3 separate regions of the Homo sapiens genome follow, and all the other regions are linked to region 3. The links are chromatin loops, found by intact Hi-C in ENCODE. Cell type or tissue: natural killer cell. All regions are shown on one strand. Region 1 overlaps CARD11 (caspase recruitment domain family member 11). Region 2 overlaps LOC105375130 (a long non-coding RNA gene). Region 3 overlaps CARD11 (caspase recruitment domain family member 11).

Region 1 (8,000 bases), 80 kb before region 3:
ATGAAGCAGTCACTCCCATTCCTCTCTCCCTGACGCCTGGTAACTGCTAATCTTTTTTTTTTTTTGCCTCTAGGGATTTGCCTATTCTGGACATTTCATATAAATGAAATCCTACAATATTTGTCTTTTTGTGGCTGGCTTGTTTCACTGAGCATAGTGTTTTCAAGGTTCATCTAGGTTGCCATGCGTATCAGCATTTCGTTCCCCCCCTTTTTTTTTTTTTTGAGACAGGGTCTTACTCGGTTGCTCAGGCTGGAGTGCAGTGACACAATTAAAGCTCACTGCAGCCTCGAGCTCCCGGGCTCAAGCGATCCTCCTGCCTCAGCATCCCAGGTAGCTGGAACTATAGGTGTGCATCCCCAAACCCAGCTAGATTTTTTTTGTTTTTTATTATTTTTATTTTTTTTGAGACGGAGTCTTGTTCTATCACCCAGGCTGGAGAGCAATGGCACGATCTCGGCTCACTGCAACCTCCGCCTCCTAGGTTCAAGCCATTCTCCTGCCTCAGCCTCCTGAGTAGCTAGGATTACAGGCACATGCCATCACACCGAGCTAATTTTTGTATTTTTAGTGGAGACAGGGTTTCACCATATTGGCCAGGTTGGTTTCAAACTCCTGACCTCAGGTGGTCTGCTTGCCTCAGCCTCCCAAAGTAAGTGCTGGGATTACACGCATGAGCCACCATGCACAGCCTGTTTTTTTTTTTTTTGTTTGTTTGTTTGTTTGAGATGGAGTCTCACTCTGTCGCCCAGGCTGGAGTGCAGTGGCGCAATCTCGACGCACTGCAAGCTCCGCCTCCTGGGTTCACGCCATTCTCCTGCCTCAGCCTCCAGAGTAGCTGGGACTACAGGCGCCCGCCACCACGCCCAGCTAATTTTTTGTATTTTTAGTAGAGATGGGGTTTCACCGTGTTGGCCAGGATGGTCTCGATCTCCTGACCTTGTGATCCACCCACCTCGGCCTCCCAAAGTGCTGGGATTACAGGCATGAGCCACCGTGTCCGGCCCTGTTTCTTATTTTTAGTAAAGATGGGGTCTTGTTATGTTACCCAGGCTGGTCTCGAATGCCTGGGCTCAAGCCATCTCCCATCTTGGCTTCCCAAAGTGTTGGGCTTACAGGCATAAGCCACCATGCCCAGCCTCATTCCTTTTCATGGCTGAGCAATATTCCATTGTGTGGATGGACTATATTTTGCGTATCCATTCACCACTTGATGGACACTTGGCTGGCTTCCACCTTCTGGCTGTTGTGAACAGTGCCGCTGTGAATGTGTGTGTACAGTTGCCTGTACAGATGGAGAGGAGAGGAGAGGGGAGAGACAGTGCCCGTGTTACCTGGGTTTCTGGCTGAGTGACTGAGTTAAGGGTGGGCTGGGGAGGAGAGGGGCAGGTTTGGGAGTAACAAGGTGAGTGGGTTTTAGGCCTGTGTGGACTGGATTAGTGTCCCTCACAGGATGGGGGGGTGGGGATCAGTCTGTATCTTGTAGAGGTGGTGGGGTCCCAGCACCAAGCGTCTCCCCAGACTCTCCCGGGGAAGAACCACCGTGGTTCACAAACCACATGCACTACTCTGCAGTAAAGAACAGCGGCCCTGGGACCAGGTTCCCAGAGCTTAGGGTGTAACCGAGACAGGTGAGTCCACCATCCACACTGACCCCTGCCCCTATGGTTGGACAGGCCGAAATGGAAACGTCCCAGGCCAGCGCCGCCAGCCTGCTGTGGCCATCACGAAGCCCCGTCTGTGTGCGTGCACCCTCCGGGGAGGGCCGTGGGGCTCCCTCCAAGGAAATCAGTGCATGGCCCCTCTTGGGGGACTATCTTGCAGAGAAGAACTGTTCAAAATGATGCTCAACAGTGATTCCCTGGAAATGACGGCTGTCTACCAACAAGGACTGGTGACGGAAGGACAGGCCAGCACCGGCAGAGCACCACATGGCTGTCAAAAGGAATGCGAGAGGCCGTGCGGTGGCTCACTCCTGGAATCCCAGCACTTTGGGAGTCCGAGATGGGACCATCTCTTGAGGTCAGGAGTTCCAGGCCAGCCTGGGCAATGTAGTGAGACCTCGTCTCTACAAAGAATGTTTAAAAATTAGCTGAGCATGGTGATGCATGCCTGTAGTCCCAGCTACTAGGGAGGATGAGGCTGGAGGATTGAGCCCAGAAGGTTGAGGCTGTAAGTGGGCCATATTCATACCACTGCACTCCAGCCTGGATGCTAGCTTAAGAGATATGCCTACCTTGGCCTTCCAAACTGCTGGGATTCCAGGTGTGAACCCCCACACCCAGCCTGTGATGGCTTTTGAGAACAGCATGGTGGCATGATGCCAGGGCTCAAAGACATCTCACTCCTGCATTCACCCCCTCCCCAAAGCAGCCCCCTTCCTGGGTTGGGTGAGAAAACCAGCGTTTCTCAGAATTGTGACCTGGTTAGGTAGAAGCCCAGGGCCAGCGGGCCGACACTACCAGCGGGTGAGCAGACCGACTCTTCCAAGAGAGGAAATCCTGTAATCCCAGCACAGTAGCTGGGACTACAGGCATGAATCACCATGCTCAGCTAATTTTTAAATATTCTTTGTAGAAACAAGGTCTCACTACGTTGCCCAGGCTGGTCTGGAACTCCTGACCTCAAGTGATCCCAGCACTTTGGGAGGCCGAGGCAGGCAGATCAACTGAGGTCAGGAGTTCGATACCAGCCTGGCCAACATGGTGAAACCCTGTCTCTATTAAAAATACAAAAATTAGCCGGGAGTGGTGGTGGTGCACACCAGTAGTCCCAGCTACTCAGGAGGCTGAGGCACAAGAATCATTTGAACCTGGGAGGTGGAGGTTGCAGTGAGCCAAGATCGTGCCACTGCACTCCAGCCTGGGTGACAGAGTGAGACTCTGTCTCAAAAAAAGAAAAAAAAAAAACAAAAACGAAAACCAAAAACAAAACAAAAGCAAAAACAAATGCAACCAAACAAAAAACCACAAACAAGAGAGGAAATTCACATCCTCTCAGTGTGGTCATTATGTCACCCAGCCACCCAGCCCCCAGCCAGCCACTGCCTGGGACACCAACCACTTCCTTGGTCCCTAGAAGAGCAGAGGGGACACACGACCAAAGGCCCTGGGACCCCAAACAGCACCTCAGAAATGGAAAATCCAGCCCCGAGCTTACAGTTGCAAATCAGCAGACCTGGGTGAAGTTCCAGCTTACCAGCTGTGTGACCTTGGTCAAGTCACTTAACCTCTCTGAGCCTCAATTTTCACCTGTATAACATGGAGAAGAGTTTGGGGATAAGTAAAATAACATTTACAAGGTGCTCAGCACAGAGGAGGAGCTCAAAAAACATTTGCTCATATTTGCCAAATCCCAGAGCAATAGTTCTTTATCTTTTTGGGATTGCAACACCCTTTGGGAATCTGAGAAAGGCTGGACTTTCTCCCCAGAAAAGTGTGTGTCTACACATACGACACAATTTCCAGTGCTCGCCTCTCACAGTGGCTCTGGGCTGCGTGGCTGGTGCCCATGGTGTGAACCAAGCATCGTTGTGGCATTGTCGGCTTGGCACAGGCATCCAGAGCCTCGGGCTCCAGGCTTTGCTGTACGGGGAGCTTCCCTGAGCCCTGGGCTGGCTCTGCAGTCAAAACTCAGCTTGCAGGCCCTTGTGCAATACTTGGACTTGCAGGCAGACGGTGCAAAGAGCTCCGTGCCTCCCTCCCCGGCCTCCCAGACCCCACTCGGCTCACCAGGCAGACACAGGGGTTGCTGGCAGCTGAACAGGCAGGACCTGGGGGCTGAAGCCGATGATGCTGGAGGTCTCCTTGGAAATCCTCATGTGGACCCGTCCCCGGGGTGCCAACCCCACTCCCCTGCTGCCTTCACCATTTCATCAGAGAAGGGAAGGGAAGAGGGAACCTCATTCCAGCCCTCGGCCCCTGCCTCCTCTCACCCGCTTATTAGCAATTATCCACCCCACAGCCCTGCACTCTCGATCCTGGTTAAAATCACTCGGGCAAGGCAAGGGGGAAAAGAAACCCCACCACAGATTCTTTTCAGATATCTTTCCCTACGCACAGCTTATCTCCACCCCACTTGTCCTCCCAAATGACATGCAAGCCACCTGTTTGCTTATTCTGCTCAGCCACCCGAGAGTTCTGAAGTCAAACAAATGATATAAATCACTCAGCTGGCTTTTTGTCCGAGACTCCTTCCCGGTCACGTCTGTCCACTCAGCACGGAGCGCTTTACGAGGAAGCACAGCTTCCAGGCCGAAACACGAAGCCCTCGGCTTGGGGGAGGTTTACATTTTAACTTAAGGCTTTCACAAGATGGAAGCTGCAGGCCTTCCGGCCCTAGCATGGCCTCGTGTGGTGGTTTATTTGGCCCTAAATAACGGCAGCTGCACCTAGGAGTCACGGCCTCTCTACACCCAGCACGTCTAGCTTGTTTCTGGGGGCTGTCTTGGAAAAAGCAGCATTGCTCATGGGCTCTTGGAGGGAGACACTGTTTTTCAAGGTGTCACACTCCCTGGCAGACCCGGAGCTGGTGGTGCAGAGATGGATTGTGAGGGAGGAGGCAAGAACAAGGCATCCTCCTAGGACCCCCATGCATTCACTCCCACCTCCTGGAGATTTCTGCTGCTAATTTGTCTTCTGTAGGTCAAAATGCCAGAAAATGCTACAGGCCACACAGTATTTTCTTTTTTTGGAAGAGATCTTTATTAATAGAGTGCTTTTATTAATAATTCATACCTTGTCTAAGCGGTAAAAACCCAGCAGAGGATTAACCCATGCCCATGGTATTTGAAACTATAAAGAATAAAGTTTTCTCCTGTATTTGTTAGGAATTGCTCTTGGCTGCAAGTAACAGAGAACTGAAATAACAGTCATTTAACACAAGACACAAATTTCTTTCTGTCTCATGTAAAAGAAACCCAAGCAGCAGTCCTGGGCCCCCAAGTATCATCAGTGACTGTGGCTCCTTCTTTCTTTCTGATCTGCCATCCTCCAAGTGGGGTTTCCACCCTCACAGTCACCTCAAGATGCAAGAACACTGCTGGTGCTCCAGCCATTGCGTCTGCATCCGCAGCAGAAAACTGGAGGAAGCGCCATTTGTCTCTCCCCCAAACTTCCCCTTACATTTCCCTAATTGCAAGGGAGGCTGGGATATATGGTCTTTGAGCTGTGCATGTAGATTCCCAGGATGAGTCAGGATTCTCTTAGGAAGGAAGGGGAATCTGGGTATTAGGTTGTTAGTGAGCAGTTGCTCCCACAGTTCCCACATTCAGACAGACCCGGGTTTGAATCCGAGCCTGCCACCCAGTAGCTTCCTGCACATGCAGTGTGGTGCCCCGTGAGGGTGCAACCTGGCCTGGTTTGGCTGTGCCTGTCAGGTCCACACTCGGCAAATTTGCGTCAAGGGGGTGAAGGAGAAGAATGGTTCTAGAACTCCTAGGACTTTTGCTACCTGCTGGGGAGCGGGCGTGGCTTTCCTGCACCCCTCAAGCTCCTGGGAAGTGGGGTATGAACCCCCCAGAGGGCTGTACCTCACGTGCTTGCTCCTGACCTGCAGGAGGAAGCGGGGCTGCCCTTTAGGGACATTGAATGTGGGGCAGGGGCAGTTATGTGCAGAGAAGAGCTGAGTGACGGGGGCCTGGCCTCAGGGCTGGAGTTACGGGGCAGGCCAGACACAGACTGCAAGGGCTCCCCAGGGTCAGTGAGAGGATGGGCCCTTCTCAGGGTGACAAGATAATTTATTGATCTTCCAAATCAGGATGCATTTGAGTCCATAGGGTGCGATTAGCAAGTATTACCCTAAGCCCAGGGGTAAATCAGGCCTGTCCTGGGACCCTGGGGTGTGTGGTCACCCCACCTTCACCCTACCCAGGAACATGGGGCCTGAGTCTCCAGCTAAGCTCACTGGGCATGGTTTTCAGGTTAGGAAGGCGGCAAGGGCTCAAGGCCTGGCAAGCTGTTCACAAACAAAGGGTCGAAACAAAGAAATAATAATACATTTTAATGCAAGAGAAATCATAGCCTGGTACACACCCCTTCCCCGATCTGTCCTGCCTGGGGATGTGTTTATGGTGAGTGTGTCCCCAGGACTGGTAGTCACCTGGCTGTCCGGGTCCCCGCCCTACTGGCGGCAGCATGCCTGTCCCCAGCATTACATTCAACTGCTGCTCTGGCTCTCGAGAGGCCGGCTGGCCTCGGGCCTCCGGCTTGGCGTTCTTTGCTCCCCTGTCTCCCTGCTAAGGCCAGCAGGGCCAAACTGCTAGGCCAGGTCAGCCAGGGCTGGGGGAATGGGCTGTACCCTGCTCCTCCCCAGGCACGACTGTCCCCCCGGGGCTCCATCACCGGGTGGGGCGGAGCGTCTGCTGGGGCAGCTCTGTGGGCCACAGGATCCCCCCGCACCCACTGCATCTCTCTGCCCAGGGTGCCTGCCTCATAGGATGCCCCGCGCCACAGAGTCTCTCTGCCCAGGGCGCCCGCCTCACAGCTGGTCCTCGTCCACCCAGATGGTCTTGCGCTGCTCCTCGCCGATCTTGTCCTTGACAACGCGGAGCAGCTCCTCTACGCTGCCCCACATGTCAGGTTCCACCGTGGCGTACAGGCACGGCAGGGCCTCCAGCTCCTTCTCCTTCAGCCGGCACACGCGCAGGAACTCCTCCTCCGTCTCAGGTCGGGGCAGCAGCTTTCTGGGAGGAGACACGCAGGGGCTGTGGGGAGGCTGCAAGGCCGTGGCGCTGGTGTGGCACCACCTGTCCGGCCACCCCTGACTGCCGTGGTCCCCACCCCTTCCCTGCCTTGCTTCTCCCTATAGCGTCCGTGCCTCTTAACGCTAGGGACCGTGCCCCTTCATGCTGTTCATCGGAAATTCCAAATACATCCTTATTGATTGATTGATTGATTGAGATGGAGTCTTGCTCTGTTGCCCAGGCTTGAGTGCAGTGGCACTTTCTTGGCTCACTGCAACCTCCACCTCCCGGGTTCAAGTGATTCTCCTGCCTCAGCCTCCTGAGTAGCTGGGACTACAGGCATATGCTATCATGCCTGGCTAATTTTTATATTTTTAGTAGAGATGGGGTTTCACCCTGTTGGCCAGGCTGGTCTTGAACTCTCGACCTCAAATGACCTGCCTGCCTTGGCCTCCCAAGGTGCTGGGATTATGGGCGTGAGCCACCGCTCCCGGCCACATCCTTTTTATTTTTAATTGTGCTAAGGTACGCATAAAATAAAATCAACCATGTTACCTATTCTTTAAGTGAGTAATTCAGTAGCATGAGGTATATTCACACCGCTGTGCAACCAATCTCCAGAACTTTCTCAACTTCCCAAACTGCAACTCTGGGCCCATTAAATACTCACTCCCCATCTTCCCTCCGGCAGCCCCTGAGAACCACCCTTCTACTTGCTGTCTCTAGGAATCTGACTGCTCTAGAGACCTCACAGAAGCGGAATCACATACAGCATGTGTGTTTTTGTAACTGGCTTATTTAACTGAGAATGACACCCTCAAGGTTCATCCATGTTGGAGTGGGTGTGAGAATCTCCTTCCTTTTCAAGGCTGAATAATACTCCACTCTATGGGCCGGGTGCGGTGGCTCAGGCCTGTAATCCCAGCACTCTGGGAGGCCGAGGCAGGAGGATCACTTGAAGTCAGGAGTTCGAGACCAGCTGGCCAACATGGTGAAACCCAATCTCTAGTAAAAATACACAAATTAGCCAGGCATGGTGGTGGGCACCTGTAATCCCAGCTACTCGGGAGGCTGAGGTAGGAGAATCTCTTGAACCTGGGAGGTGGAGGCTGCAGTGAGCCGAGATCGTGCCACTGCACTTCAGCCTGGGTGACAGAGTGAGACTCCGTCTCAAAAAAAAAAAAATACTCCATACAGTATTTTTGTTGTGATACACACTGCACCATAAACACATTCCCAGGCAGGACAGATCAGGGAAGGGGGTATGTACCATGCTAGTATTTCTCATGCATTAAATGTATTATTGTTTCTTTGTTTC
Region 2 (8,000 bases), 120 kb after region 3:
ATTTATTTATTTATTTTTGCGAATTTAGTTTTTTTTTTTTTTTTTTTTTTTTTTTTGAGATGAGGTTTTGCTCTCTTGCCCAGGATGGAGTGCAGTGGCATGAACTCATCTCCTTGTAGCCTCCATCTCCTGGGCTCAAGTGATTCTCCTGCCTCAGCCTCCCGAGTAGCTGGGACCACAGGCAGGCATTATCACATGCAGAGATTTTTTTTTTTTTTTTTTTTTTTTTGTAGAGACAGGGGTCTCACTCTGTTGCTCTGGCAGGTCTTGAACTCCTGGGTTGAAATGATCTTCCCACCTCGGCCTCCCAAAGTGCTGGGATTACAGGCATGAGCCAGCATGCCTGTAAACTGGCTGCATTTACTCACGCACTATTGTCCCATGGCAGGGTACTGGTGGGTGCACAGAAAAATGAAACTGTTGTCACTGTGGTTGCTCTGATGTCACTGGAGACTGTGAGAACCACACAATAAGGGCAGCTCATGTTGCATTCAAACGCGTCAAGGCAGGTGCGTCACCCCAGGCTCTGAGCACACACCTCATTTCATCCCGAGCCAACACTGCTCCCATTTGACAGATGAGGACGTTGAGGCCTAAAGTGGAAAATTATAGCCAGCAAGTCTGACTCCAAAGCCCGTGTGCCCACATGGCCTTTCTGTCCCATTGCTGGAAGAAGCCGCTGAAGGCACCATGTGTATCTTTTTCCCTAAGGATTTTCTTGTTGCTTTTAAAGGGATGGTAAAAGTGAACAGCTTGAGTTCTGTTTCTACCAAGTATGGGTGCTTACTTCCCAATCCCTGTTTTTGACTTCTGCTTTTTGGATTCCTTCTGAGCTGTTCATAGAAATGGGAACATTATGTACTCTTAACTTCCAAGTCGAGCCCAGTCAGATTGGTGCATCCAGAAACCTAACATCACCCAGCGTCATCTGAAGAACCTGCAACTTTTGAGTTTTTGGAACTGAAAGCAGACTAGGAGCTGTGCAGAGCTAATGGCCTCCTGCAGAAGCCGAACGACTTTGTTACATTAGGTGTCTCCACACCCTGACCCCAATCCCTCACCCTTCTCCTCTAGTACCCCTGTGTCTTCCCCATCTCCAGGATTTACTGTGTTGATTGGATGTTTCAAAGCCTTGCGGAGTGGCTACCCCATCCCAGGACTTAGCTGTACAGCAGTGAGCAGGAGACACAAAGCTGGCCTCTGGGAACTCACAGGTCCAAGCGAAGATAAAAGCCCCATAAGAAGTGGTGAGATGGAACAGAGACCCTGGCACTAGAGGAAGTGACCTTTCTACTGAGTCCTGAAAAGTGGCAAGGAGAAGACCAGGGTAGCGGCCCGGCAAAGATGTAGATTTGAGAAAGAGAGGAATTGCTGGGTGCTCTGGAGTCATTCCATAGGGTTGGAGGAGTGGGAAGAAGGAATCCCAGGGAATCAGGAGGATGCTTTGATGGGTCAGGCTAGGGAAATTGAGCAGCCTTTCTCAGCAGGGCAAAGGGGACTCACGGAGGCTTCAAAGCAGGGGAGGACTTGGTTGGATTTGCGTTTTACAAAGACTTTAGAAAGATGTCTCTTCCATTATTAACAGGCCACTCCATGCCAGCCTCTTGTGAAGGGCCTGTCCAATGCATCAGCCCCCAGGTGCTCAGGCTCAAACTCAGGGTTCATCTTTCCTTCCTGTCTCCTCTCCCTCTGCAAGTGCAATTCAGGGAATTAGCAAGTCCTGAGACCTCACCTTAAAATTTCATCCCCATCCTGGTCTGCTTCTCCCCACCCCACACCAATGCCTTTTCAATTCCTGTGGCAGCCTCCTCCCTATCTACCTGCCTTCATGTGTCCGCCCTCCGCTCCTCCCACTGCAGCCCATGGGCCTCCTAACATGAACATCCATCCCTTTGCTCCCCTGCAGGAAGCCCCGCCCTGATCTCCTGCTGCTCCCGGGATGAAGCCCAAGCCCCTTCTCTGGCCCCAGGGGTCTGTGTGGCCTGGCTTCTGCCCACCCCAAGCCACATTTTCCTGCCCACTCCACCCGACCTTCCCACTCTGGCCACCGGAGCCTCCATTTCTCCAGTGGCCATGCCCTTCCCTGCCCTCCTGACCTGGCACATCTGTTTGTTTTGTTTTTTGAGAGAGTCTCACCCTGTTGCCCAGGCTGGAGTGCAGTGGCATGATCTCAGCTCACTGCAACGTCTGCATCCCAGGTTCAAGCGATTCTCGTGTCTCAGCCTCCTGAGCAGCTGGGATTACAGGTGTGTGCCACCACGTCCAGGTTTTTTTTTTTTTTTAGTAGAGACAGGGTTTTGCCATGTTGCCCAGACTGGTCTCAAACTCCTGAGCTCAAGCAATCTGCCCAACTCAGCCTCCCAAAGTACTAGGATTACAGGTGTGAGCCACCACACCCAGCCACTTTTTGTTTCTCTTTTGAAATGGAGTCTTACTCTGTCACTCAGGCTGGAGTGCAGTGGCAGGATCTTGGCTCACTGCAAACTACGATTCCTAGGCTCAAGTGATTCTCATGCTCAGCCTCCCGAAAATAACACTCACTTGACCACTCCCCCATCAAGATGTAGAGTCTAATTCTTTTCCCTTTTAACTTGGCTGGGTCTTAAGGACTTGTAAGCAATAGAATATGATGGAAGTGATGCCATGTGACTCCAAGCCTAGATCAACAGAGGCCATGCAGTGCCCACCTGATTTCTTGGAATGCACACTCTCAGGACACCCATCTCAGTACCCCTGCTGGGCTCTCAGCCACCATATTGTGAGGAAGCCCAAGCCACATGGAGGGGTCAGTCTTCAAGACTTTCCAGCCCAGGGGCCAGACATGAGGAGAGAAACCTCTCAATGATTCCAACCCTAGGCATTTAAGCCACCTCAAATCACCTCCCCAGCTGAACCCCCATACTTCAGGGAGAGAGACAAGCCATCCCTGCTGTGCTCTGTCCAAATTTCTGGCCCACACAGTCTCTGAGCATATACAATTATTTTATATCCTTATGTTTGGGGGTGGTTTCTTACATACCAGTAGATAACTGTAACAGCTGGCTATGAAATACCCATTCCCCACATTCCCTCTCCCTTGCTAAAAGGTTTTGTTTGAGGTGGCCATGTGCCTAGCTAAATACTGGCTCTCCCAACCTGTCTTGCAGCTGGGGTGGCCCTGGGACACAGTGGAAGTCTCTGAGAAAATGCTTTCTTTCCTGTGAAGAGGGAACAGTGCAGCTTGTACCCTCTGTCCCTCCCTTTTCTGCTTAGAATGAGAACACAGTGGCACAGTGGCTGGAGCTGCAGCCATCACTCTGTGATCTTGAGGGAAATGTGGGTTTCAAAGTTACCAAGTGGCTGATTCAACACAGGGAGCTATGACTCGACCTTTCTGGTTAGGTGAGAAAAATAACCCCCTTTTGGTTTGAGCCTCTGTAGCCAGGATTCTTGTTGATCAGTTCCACGTTTCTCATGTATGCTACACTTGTATTCTCAGAAGCCATCTCCCCACCAGACCACAAGCTCTGTGAGATTAGGGACAGGGTCTGTTGTGTTCACCATCACATGCCCTCACCCTGAGGCTGGTACATTGGAGGTTTTCACGTATTTGTTGAATGCTATCAAATTCTATCAAATGCTATCAAAGGACACTGAAGGTTTTCTAGGTGGTTAGACACAGAGTCTCAGAGACATTTCCAGCCTGACAATTTCATGGATGAGGAATCTCCAGGAGGAAGGGTTGGGTCAGGGTTTCTCAGTCTCATTCTGGCACCTGTTCCCAAGGTCGCCAGGGTCCCTGGAATCCTTACTTCTCTGTGCACTTGGACTGGGTTGAGGTGGAGAAATCGCCTGCCGTTGGAAGCTTCCTCTGCGGCATTTCTTCCCCTGGTATTAACAAATGTTAATTGGAGGCAATGATCACTGGCCTTTCGTGTGCCCTTTAGGCTACCGTAATTCTGTGACTTCACTGCAAAAAAAAAACCAACCTTGTAATTTTACTTGGCCTTACAGAAAAATCCTTAGAGGATGCATTCTAAGACAAGAGGAAGTCCAGACAATTTTTTTTTTCTCTTTTGCTTGTGGGGTTGATTCTGCTCTGCATACAGATTTAGGTCGCACGTGTGAAATCGCGTACTTATTTTAAAATGGAATAAACACGCAGCCGGCTTTTATGGCCATCTTCCCCCACTGCATTTCATTCTGACGTCCTTTGGTTACAAATGACCAGTCACATAGCTGGTCTAACACTCACACTCTTTCCTGTGAAGAGGGAACAGTGTGGCTTGCACCCTCTGTCCCTCCCTTTTCTGCTTAGAATGAGAACCCAGTGACTGGGGCTGCAGCCATCACTCTGTGATCTTGAGGGCTTTTAGGGCTTGGTGTACTTGTGACTTTGTCATAGTCAGTAAAAAGCTACTCATTTACTTTCCTTTGCCTGGTGGCCTCCAAGTTGTCTGTGTGCATTCTTGGGCATAGGTCGGACTACCTTTGGGAGGAACTTAGTTTATAGTTTGAAACAAAGATGATAACAGCCCTTTCCCAAAACAAACCCCCTTCCTGCCTGGGGATGAGAGGGCCTTTGTAGGACTAACAAATTAGCCACAAGATTAGAAATAAGGGTTTAGGAGTCACACAGGCGGAGGCTGCAAGATTCTAAGCCTCCCCAAATTGTTTTTGGGGATAACGTCACTATTGTAAAACCCAAGACCAGCGCTTGAGATACTTTGCAAACCCTGCACTTGATGGATCAGCTGGCACCACCCAGATCGATAGACTGGCTCATCTGGTCTTGTGGGCCCCACCCAGGAACTGACTCAGTGCAGGAAGACAGCTTCAACTCCCTATGATTTAATCTCCTTCCTGACCAGTCAGAACTCCTTATTCACCGGCCCCCTACCCACCAAATTATCCTTAGAAACTCCGATCCCTGAATTCTTGGGGAGACTGATTTAATAATAAAACTCTGGTCTCCCACACAGCTGGCTCTGTGTGAATTACTCTTTCTCTATTGCAATTCCCCTGTCTGGATAAGTTGGCTCTGTCTAGGCAGCAGGCAAGGAGAATCTGTTGGGCACTTATAGCTTTGTGTCCTTGGGCTATGTTCTTAGCCTTCCTGTGACTCATTTTATCCACTGTACACAGGGATGTAACTGAATTGAGGATGAATTTTTTTTTTCTTTGAGGCAGAGTCTTGCTCTGTCACCAGGGCTGGAGGGCAGTGGTGTGATCTCTGCTCACTGCAACCTCCGTCTCCCAGGTTCAAGCGATTCTCCTGCCTCAACCTCCTGAATAGCTGGGATTACAGGCATGTGCCACCATGCCTGGCTTATTTTTGTATTTTTAGTAGAGTCCGGGTTTCACCATGTTGGCCAGACTGGTCTTGAACTCCTGATCTCAGGTGATCCGCCCGTCTCGGCCTCCCAAAGTGCTGGGATTACAGGCAAAAGCCACTGCGCCTGGCCAAGGATGAACTTTGTTAATGCGTGAAAGGCGCTGAGAGCAACACCTGACACGCGTTATATGAAAACAACAAATTCTGGGTGTCTTTGCATCCATCTGAGCAGAGAGACGGCTGTGTCTGGAGCCAGCCCAGGGAGGCAGGAGGCGTTCCCTGACATGACATCTCAACAGTGTCTTCCAGCCTTGATTTCTCCACTTGTAAAATGAAAGAGATCATATACTAGTTAGTGAAACCTTTGGCAATCTCAGATGAAATGTGTGATGAGGATGCAGAGTGTTATTGTAATTCCACGATTACAATCTCTGCAGAGCCGGGAGGCAGGAGGCTGGCGGGATACCACTGCCTACACACATACCTGAGGAGTTTTCTGTGTGTCTGTGAGGTTTCTATTGAAAACAAGATTCACAAAGGGAAAATCACCACCAGTCCTGGCCCCGCATAAAAGATAACAAGGAGAAGATAGAGCCTGAAATACCAGGGAGGTGAGACACAAAGAGTCAGTTAATAAATCCATCGAAAGCCCGTCCCCAAACACTGAAGCCAAATTTCATCTTGGAACACTTTGCATAACAAGCAATTTAAGGTAAGGCGGACCCCCGAGAGCTACAGAACGTTTAAATGATGGGCAAATATTTCTGTTTGGTTGTTAGGAGAAATGACTTTTTGAACTCCAGTCTTTGAGTAAAACATGTTTGACCAGCTATAAACAGATTCAAACTATTTGCTTTTGCGGGGCTCCCATTTCATTTTCATGAGGTTAGAGAGTGGCAGGAGATCACTTCGTGAGACAACAGGTTGTAAAGGTTGAAGCTGGTAGCTACGGTACTGAATTGACTGAAAAATACACCACAACCCACACTGCTGTTGAGCCCATTCCGTTGGATGAGAGGACTTGCAATAGGAGTGCTGGCTTCCATCCCTGTCTGCAGGGGAATGTTGGCACCAGAGATGAACAGTGGGCCGTTGGGAATAGAGAATTGCAATTTTTTAAAGAGATAAGATCTTGCTCTGTTACTCAGGCATTTGAAAATGCTTCTCAAAAGACATCATGAAGATAAGCCACAGAGGCTGTCATCCCAGAACTTTGGGAGGCCAAGGCTGGAGGATGGCCTGTGCTCAGGAGTTCAAGACCAGCCCGGGCAACATAGTGAAACCCCATCTCTACAAAAAATAAAAAAATTATCTGGGGATGGTGGCACATGCCTGTAGTCCCAGCTACTTTGAAGGCTGAGGTAGACGATCGCTTGAGCTCAGGAGTTTGAGACCAGCCTGTGCAACAGAGTGAGACCCCATCTCTACAAAAAATACAAAAATTAGCTGCGTGTGGTGGCACATGCCTGTAGTCCCAGCTACTCCAAAGGTTGCGGTGGGAGGATCGCTTGAGCTCAGGTGGTTGCAGCTACAGTGAGCTGTGATCACACCACTACACTCCAGCCTAGGGGACAGAGTGAGAACCTGTTTCAAAAAAATTAAAATAAGCCACAGAATGGAAAGAATATTGGCAGCACATGTATCTGACAAAGGACTTGTGCAGAATATGTAGAGAACTCCTACAAATTAACCCTGAAGAGAACAACTCCTAAAAAATGAACAGAAGATTTGATCAGGCCCCCTCACAGAAGATCTAAGAATGGCCAATGAATACATAAAAGATTCCCAGCCGGGCATGGTGGCTCACACCTGTAGTCCCAGCACTTTGGGAGGCCAAGGTGGGTGGATCATGAGGTCAGGAGAGTGAGACCATCCTAACACGGTGAAACCTCATCTCTACTAAAAATACAAAAATTAGCCAGGCGTGGTGGTGGGTGCCTGTAATCCCAGCTACTCGGGAGGCTGAGGCAGGAGAATCGCTTGAACCTGGGAGGCAGAGCTTAAAGTGAGCCAAGATCATGCCATTGCACTCCAGCCTGGTGAAAGAGCTAGACTCTGTCTCAAAAAAAAAAAAAAAAAAAAAAAGAAAGATTCCCAATGTCTTGAGTCATCAAGGAAATGAACGTGATCACCATGGTAGACACAGTGGCTAAATTTTAAAAGATCGACAGTCCCAAATGCTGACAAAGATGTGGGGAACATGGACGGCTCCATGCTGCTGTTTGGAACATGGAATGGCACCGTCTCTCTGGAGTGCTGCTGATTACAAAGAGCAACACGTACCTACCCTATGACTCGGCAATTCCCCTTTGGTGTTTAGACAAGAGAAATGAAAACGTACGTTCATAAAATGACATGCACTAGGATATGGATAGCAGCCTTGTTCAGAAGAACCCCAGAGTGAAAAGAGCCCAGATGGATACCATGCATCTGGGTCCATCGTGGTATGTTTATGCAGTGGAATACTATGCAGCAATAAAACTACTGATATGAGTAATGATGTGGATGGTTCTTAAAAACTATACTGAGACTGGGCACGATGGCTCATGCCTGTAATCCCAGCACTTCGGGAGGCTGAGGGAGCAGATCACATGAACCTAGGACTTCAAGACCAGCCTGGGCAACATAGTAAAACCTCATCTCTACAAAAAAAATACAAAAATTAACCAGGCATTGTGGTGCATGC
Region 3 (8,000 bases):
CCCGGTGGACACCAGCGAGCCACAGCCTCATTTCTTAGCATTTGCAATCTCAAGAGATCCCAGAGGAACCGTCTGGAAGGTGCTTGCGGGGTTGAGGGGTGGGGAACACGAACCCTTCCCAGACCTGGGGAGGGCCAGGCTGCAAGGCCCCACGTTTTGGAAACAGACCCTGTACACACTTCCTCTCCACCCAGCTGGGGGCCACGGGCAACTCAGGCCTTGAGACACACTCTGCGCACTGAGCCCCACTCCCCGGCCCCTGGCACTGTCCCAGTCAGAAGAAAATAAGACCCAGTGCCACATGACAACGGGAGCATCCTGGCCTGTGTGGGTCACCGGGCATGTATGGAGAGCGTCTACGGGCTGGATCCATGGAGCTCTGTGCAATCCAAGCCACGGCATGAGACAGTCGCCCCAGCACCTGCTGCTGAGACTCCACATCTGGTTTAGGAAATTAGGAGATGCAAAGAGGTGTGCATGAAGCCATGAAAACACATGGGCACGGACAGGACAAGGGGGCCAGGTGCTGGGGAGAGGGGGTCCCATGGCAGCCCCCCAGGGACAGGGCTTCACCAGCGCTGCACCCGCGGGCCTCAGTCACGGGACCGGCCAGTTGGGAAACGTACTCACGCGGTTGTGAGCCAGCTGGGTCCTGGGGGTTCCTCGTGTTCCTCTCAAATTCTCTCTCCTCCTGTTGATTCCCCAGAAAACACCAAGGCTGTGGGAGAGCAGCCACCTCCCCCGGAAGCCTACACCGACGCCCCACTCAGATGCTGCCTCTATTTTTAGCGGGGGCAGAAGTGGGGACTGGGGGTGGGCTGCCTTACTTCCCTCTTTTTTTTTTTTTGTTCCGAGCAGAATCTGTGGGTGACTTTCCATTCATGGGAGTGGGGAGGCTCGGAGAGCAGAAAGGGACCCAGGCCGTGCAGGGCAGGCAGAAACTGCAGGGAACAGGGTGCGTCTGTCATCAGGGCCAGGAGGGCGGTGGGGCAGGGAGGCAAGGGCAGGAACCCGGCGTCGTCAGTCACTGTTCGCACCTCTGCTCTGCTCTCACCGCTGGGCCCCGGGCCACGCCAGACCTCACCCAGGGGACCTCTCTGGCCTCCTCTGCCTCTGAATTCCACAGAGGAGGAAGACTGGCCAGCAGAAGTGCGGGGCCTTGGACATTCCAGGGAACACTCTTCTATGAGCGTGCATCCCATGATGCATACCCTTTTCCCCTCTGTCTCTTTGAAGTTTGTTAGTGGGTGTGGAGCCCAAAGTACTTTGGACTGGAACATCATGGCTGGAACATCGTGTCTTTACCAGAGAATGGAGGGCAACCAGAGTTGTGGGAATGAATGGAGGCAATGCATGAACACCGCCCACCCCAGCGACCTGTGGATGCAGGCGATCAATTCCTTCCCCAAAGCTGTCAACGTCCCCTCCGCTCCTATACAAGCAAACACCAGTTTCTCGGCCATTGCTTCCTGGCCCTGGCCCTGTGTGCAACAGCACCCAAGTCTACTATCTTAGCAGGCTTCCTCCCTATTTCCCAGCCTATACCAATCACAAGAATACTCGCTGTTTCCCTTCTTTTCTTCCAAAAAGTTGAGGTGTAATCAGTGAGCTGCATGGGTCTTCAGTACACAGTTCGATGAGTTAGGAAGATGCCCACGCAACCAAGATCTCAGTCGTGATACAGAGCATGGTGACCCCCACTAAGAAGTTCTCCAGGGCCCTTTCCATCCCCCTGTGGCCCCCAAAGGCAACCGCTCCTGTGATTTCCATCAGCTTTGCCTTTGCTTGAACCTTAGGAGAGTAGAATAATGTGTTGTTCTACTCAGACGTCCCCTCCTTGGGTCTCCAGGAAGCTCTGGGCACCGCAGCTGTGTACTCCATGCAATGGTTAATTTTCTGTGTCAACTTGACTGGGCTAAGGGATGCCCAGATAGCTGGTAAAACATTTCTGGGTGTGTTGTTGAGGTTGTTTCTCAGCATTGGAATCAGAGGACTGGGTCAATAAGACCCGTCCTCCTCATTGTGGAAGGGTGCCATCCAATCTGCCGAGGACCCCTGATAGAACAGAAAGTCGGAGGAGGGAAGAATTTGCCATTTTGAGCTAGGGCATCCATCTTCTTTAGGGTCTGGCTGCTTTCACGCAGCGTGTGAGGCTGGTGTCAGTCACGCATTCCTGTTTGTCACTGGGCAGTATTCCATCGAAAATGTCCCACATTTTCCTGACTTGTGTATCTTTCGCTGGACATGTGGGTTGTTTCCTGTTTGCCTGGGACCTTCCTGTACAGATCTTCATGTGGACGTGCTGTCATTTCTTTTGAGTAAACGCCCTGGAGTAGGACTGTCTGGGGGAGGAAGACACGGTGCCCCCAGCCAGGGCCGCCATGGAGAATTGGGGGAGCAGCAGGGACTGACCATGATCTCCTCACACCTCCGCTCTCTGATCATTCCAGCGCTAGCACTTTCTGGGAAGGCTGGGAAGCTCACTGATTACACCTCAAGTTTTTGGAAGAAACGAAGGGGAACAGCAAGTATTCTTGTGATCGATGTAGGCTGGGAAATAGGGAGGAAGCCGGCTACGATAGTAGATTTGGGTGCTGTTGCACAGGGAAAGGAAGCAACGGCTGAGAAACTAGTGTTCACTTGCATAGGAGCGGAGTGGACGTTGACCTCATCCTTCCCGGCTTAGGCGGGAGAGACAGTGATGATGATATCGGGAGGCCTGAAACCCACCAAAAAGAGTCAGAAGGAAGCTGATTCAATATGGGACTGGCAATTTCAGGGGGAAAAGATGTCAACACCTTCAAAGGTGGGGCCAGACCCCCTGGAGGTAAAAGTCCCTTCCAATTGGATTCTTAAACACACCCCATCGGAGAGACCAAAACATGGCTGGTGGAATTCAGGCTTGATTCCCATTTCCCCGGGAGAGGGTGAAAAGGTTCCTACTGGGCTGCTCCAGGGAGCACGCCAAGGATCACCAGCGCCATGGGGCAGAAGAAGCTGAGTCCCCCCATGAGCAGCACGGAAAAGAGGGGGTCACCTGAGGCCACAGAGGAGAGGGACTCCTTGGAGGAGGCAGCAGTAACTAAGTCACACACATAAAGGAAGTGGCATCTGAGAGCTTCCGGCACGCACGCCCAGGGAGGTGGGAGCCTAAGCTTGTGGGTGAGGAGTGATTTTTCTAGTATGACAAGAAACATAAAATACAAAACAGGTGGTTCTGCCAATAAGTCAGCCCCAGAGGAGCCTGGTGACCCTGGAAATGGGGCCGACCTGATGTGGACTTAGGGGCTTTGGGGTTTGAGCCCCAGCCTGGACTCCTGAGCTTCAACAAGGGGGCTGGGAGGCAGCCCTCTTTCCCTTTTTTTTTTTTTGAGACGGAATCTTACTGTGTTGTCCAGGCTAGAGTGCAGTGGTACAATCTCGGCTCACTGCAACCTCTGCCTCTTGGGTTCAAGCAATTTCTCCCACCTCAGCCTCCTGAGTAGCTGAGATGACAGGCGTGCACCACCACGCTCAGCTAATTTTTGTATTTTTAGTAGAGACGGGGTTTCACCATGTTGGCCAGGCTGGTCTCGAACTCCCAACCTCAGGTGATCCACCCGTCTCGGCCTCCCAAAGTGCTGGGATAACAGGCGTGAGCCACCGCACCTGGCCAGGAGGCTTCTTTCCTGATGCTGCTCCTCCAGTGGAGCCAGGTCTGTCCTTCTGAGGCCCCCAAAGCAGTTCAGGCCTAGGCCTGTGCAAGCACTCAGGATCCCACCTCCTCCCTGGCACTATTTGTTTTCTTTATCTCCGCCTTGAAGCTGTAGTTCCAAACAGGCAGGCCCTTGACTGCTGATTCAGCTGCCGGAGCCAAAACTCATAAAATCCTATTTCAAAAAGGTCCAATGATTTTCTTTTCTGATCATAAATATGAAATTTAATTAGCAGCCTGCTGCTAATGAAGTCACCGTGGAAGCCAGCCTGGAGAGGCGGAGGGAACGTGAACACCTGCAGGCAACAGAACCTACTGCCTGATTAACCCTTCCTCTCCTGCTGCCCCTCACTGGGCCCTTTCTAGGGCCCCATGGGCCCCGCTGCAGAGGGGCAGCCTCTGGCCTGGAAGGACAAGGAGGGACTGCTCGTTCAGGCAGAGTTGGAGGTGGCTCAGATGTCGCTTCCTTGGGTCTCCAGGAAGCTCTGGGCACAGCAGCGGGGTACTCGATGTGCTGGTTAATTTTATGTGTCCACCTGATTGGGCTAAGGGATGTCCAGATAGCTGGTAAAACATCTGGGTGTGTCAGTGAGGATGTTTGTGGAGGAGCTCAGCATTTGAATCAGTAGACTGAGTTAAGAAGATCCGCCCTCCCCAACGTGGTTGGGTGCCATCCCATCTGTCCAGGGCCCCTGATAGAACAAACAGTCAGAGGAAGGAAAAATTCTCGTTTGAGCTGGGACATCTGTCTTCTCCTGTCCTCTGACACTGGAGCTCTTGGTTCTGGGCCTTCAAACTCTGGGACTGACACCATGGACTCCCTTGTTTTCGGACCTTCAAACTGGGACTGAATTATATACTAGCTTTCTTTCTTTTTCTCTCTCCGTTTTTCTTTCTCTTTCCTTCTTTCTTTCTCTCTCCCTCCCTCCCTCCCTCCCTCCCTCCCTCCCTCCCTTCCCTCCCTCCCTTCCTTCCTTTCTTCTTTTCTGAGACAGGGTCTTGCTCTGTTGCCAAGGCTGGAGTGCAGTGTCATGATCATGGCCCACTGCAGCCTTGAACTCCTGGACTCAAGTTATTCATCTGCCTCAGCCTCCCGAGTAGCTGGGACTACAGGTGTGCATCACCATGCTTGGCTAAGTTTTTAAATTTTTTTTAGAGATGGGGACTCCCTATGTTGCTCAGGCTGGTCTTGAATTCCTAGGCTCAAGTGATCCTCCTGCCTTGGCCTCTGGAAGTGTTGGAACTATAGGTGGGAGCCACCACGCCCGGCCGTGGCTTCTGTGATTCTCCAGCTTGCATAGAGCATGTCATGGGGCTTCTTGGCCTCCATAGTCATGTAATCCAATTCCCATAATTAAATCCCCTTTTATATATGTCTCTATGTATCCTACTGTTTCCATGTCTCTGACTAATACACTGTGCTGCAGATCAGAGACCCAGCTTCTGTCTTCTCTTTAAAACCCTCTGGTAGGCTGGGCCCGGTAGCTGACACCTGTAGTCTCAGCAATTTGGGAGGCTGAGGTAGGAGGATCACTTGAGCCCGAGAGTTCGAGACCAGCCTGGGATAGTCAGACCTCTCTACAAAAGATTTTATAACATTAGCCAGGCATGGTGGTGTGCCCCTGTGGTCCCAGCTACTCGGGAGGCTAAGGTGGGAGGATCACTTGAGCCCAGGAGTTCAAGAAGCGGTGAGCCATAATCGTGTCACTGCACTCCAGCCTGGGTGACAGAGCGAGACCCTGTCTTTAATAATAATAATAATAAAACCCTCTGATGGAACATTGTCCACAGCAAAAGGGAGGCACTGGGAATAATACACAGCTCGGCATAGGAGCTTAAGGGAAGGCCACCGGAGCTCAGAAAGTGCCCAGGGCCTCTGCTCAATGCTGTGCGTGAGCTGGGGGCACACAGCATAGTCCATTCTGCCTTACAACGGACTGGATGGTGCGGAGTCCTTCTCGCCACCAGCCAGCCTTCCTGGTAGTGACTTCCAGATACCTTCTGCCCACAACCCAAAAAGATCAGAGGAACCCTATAGTTCCTCCTTCATACTCCACAGAACACATGAAACCCAGGACCACCCTATTCCTCCCACTACTCCTGGCTTCATTTTCTCCTCCTATAATGCAGGAATAATAATGCCCATAGTTTGCAGGATTTTAGGGATGATTCAACAAATGTCTAAAGAACATGCCTGGCATACAGGAGGAGCTCCATAAATGGGAGACTTTATAATCATCATCTTGCATGAGTTTATGAGTTAAATCCCCAATCCAGAACTCACTACTATCTGAAGTCCTACGGAGGAGACACGGACTATTTCAAACATGATTCAGGAAGCTGAAGTGAGAATGTGACCATTAATTTCCCAAACATGTTCGGAAAAACCCAATCCATCTGGTCGGTGCCGACATCACGCTAATATCTACTCAAGCGTGTCCGTGTGTGGAACACAGGGTCTGCAGTCCCAGCGTGTGTGGATCGTGTGGGGATGTGTCATTTCCCTGCACACAGGTCACGCCTGTGCAGACAGCCTGCATGGGCACTGCACACAGGACCTGGTACACAGACCCCTCCCTGCAAAATGCAAATACTCATCAGAAGTGAGAAGGAGCCGTGCTCCCCCCGATAGAGCCTGCAACGTAAAACTTTAGATTTAGTCTGTGGTCAAGGCACACAGGATTATATTCTAGTAAAAAGTTTATGACAGAAGGTAATAGAGTTTTTGAGGGATTTTTTTTCTCGCCGGATTTTTTTTTTTTAAACAGAAGCGTATTGCAATTCTGCAGGTATTTGGGTCCCAGCTCCTGAACGAGTAGGAACAGCTCAGGTTTTGCTCCCTGCACCTCTGCAGGGAACCCTCCTAGGGTCATGGCTGAGGTTGTTGGGATGCTGGAGCCGGAACCCCTCAGGTATCACGGTCAGCACCAACAGGTGCAGCTGGCTTCCAGGATTAAATGTTACCGGTAAGCTGAGTTTGTGTAAATCAAACTCTCTTCTCCCCATTGACTGGATTTAGAGCTGACTCCTCACCTATGCAACTGCCCTCCACAGCCCCTGCTCACAGCCTCAAATTCCTCACTCAAAGTGTCGCCCATCGGCCGCAGCGTCAGCAGGTGCTTCACCTGCCGCATTTTGAGCCTCACCTCAGCCCTTCGGAACGGAGCCTGCGGTTTAACAGGCTCCCCAGGTGACGCTCACACACACTGATAAACGCCGCTCCAACTCACCCCTCCCTGTGCGCAGAGACGTGGGTCCCCGACTCTTGGTTCACTCCCTGCCTGACCCCTCCCCGTGCGCAGAGATGTGGGTCACCGACTGCCGGTTCACTCCCTGCCTGAGTCTTTCAGGACTTTGGTTTGAAGCACTATAGAATTCGTCCATGTAACTAAAAACCACTAGTACCCCAAAAGTGATAGAAAATTTTAAAAAATCTGTTAAAAAAACCCCAAACAAGTTAAATATTTAAAAATCAGATAATATTTCATATAAGTTTTTTCAGTGCACTTGAAGTCTTCTTTGGGGACAGGGTGCCTAGTGAATCCGACCCTCCACAAATCCCACCTCATGGCCAACCTTGGTCCACTGCAACCTCCGCCTCCCAGGTTCACATGATTCTCGTGCCTCAGCCGCCTGAGCAGCTGGGATTACAGGCACCCACCACCATGCCTGGCTATTTTTTAAAGAACTGAGCACTTCAATGAAAAGGCAGAGGTGATCGGGGTGGATTAAAGAGGATTCAATTCTATGCCGTCGATAACAGGCACACTTGAAACATAAAGATGTAGAGAAGGTAACAGTAAAAAGATGGAAACGCTATTCATAAAAACTGAAATGGCAATATTAATATCAGAAGAGTAGACTTCAGGAAGAGGTGTATTACCAGGGATAAAGAGGGACATTTCATAATGAAAACAGAGTCAATTCATCAAGAAGATACAATCTTAAATGTGTATGCACCAGTTCTAAAGCTTCAAAACACGTGAGGCCAAAAGAAAGAAAACTGAAAGGAGAATTGGACAAAATCTACAATGATGGTTGTTGATTTCAACAGTCTTTTTCACTAATTGTTCGAGCCAATAGATAAAAATGAAGGCTATAGAAGATTTGAATAATAGTATCAACCAACTTGACCTAATTAATGTTTAAAACACTACAATTAACAGCTGCAGAATACATACTCTTTTTTTTTTTTGGGACTGAGTGTCACACTGTCGCTCGGGCTGGAGTGCAGTGGCACCATCTTGGCTCACTGCAACCTCCGCCTCCCAGGTTCAAGCGATTCTCCTGCCTCAGCCTCCTGAGT

What was found. Hi-C counts contacts between places; a loop is a spot of excess contacts. Peaks named below come from ENCODE experiments on the same cell type or tissue, not always from the same donor. Only the 100,000 strongest peaks of a DNase experiment are listed, where the experiment ranks them.
Region 1: it touches region 3 in a loop (5-fold over the local background); 4 of 110 quality-filtered maps call a loop at or near these places.
Region 2: it touches region 3 in a loop (2.9-fold over the local background); 2 of 110 quality-filtered maps call a loop at or near these places.

The regions. Positions count from the first base shown.
Region 1 is chr7:2,900,161-2,908,160 of GRCh38, forward strand. It overlaps CARD11 (caspase recruitment domain family member 11), which reads right to left. Exons shown (of 25, transcript NM_032415.7): 25 at 5,982-6,682. The coding sequence ends at 6,478. Among named protein-coding and RNA genes, the nearest start is that of CARD11-AS1, 40 kb to the right of the region's middle. RefSeq lists a silencer at 574-823. In natural killer cell, no CTCF peak of the experiment used is centred here; a DNase peak (open chromatin) is centred at 3,031; H3K27ac peaks cover 1,537 bases.
Region 2 is chr7:3,103,308-3,111,307 of GRCh38, forward strand. The region is part of intron 1 of LOC105375130 (a long non-coding RNA gene); the gene reads right to left. Among named protein-coding and RNA genes, the nearest start is that of CARD11, 63 kb to the left of the region's middle. In natural killer cell, no CTCF peak of the experiment used is centred here; DNase peaks (open chromatin) are centred at 454 and 3,354; H3K27ac peaks cover 5,529 bases.
Region 3 is chr7:2,979,890-2,987,889 of GRCh38, forward strand. All of the region lies in intron 1 of CARD11 (caspase recruitment domain family member 11), which reads right to left. Among named protein-coding and RNA genes, the nearest start is that of CARD11-AS1, 40 kb to the left of the region's middle. RefSeq lists enhancers at 1-309, 305-394, 310-1,039. In natural killer cell, no CTCF peak of the experiment used is centred here; DNase peaks (open chromatin) are centred at 1,012 and 3,122; H3K4me3 peaks cover 985 bases; H3K27ac peaks cover 5,880 bases.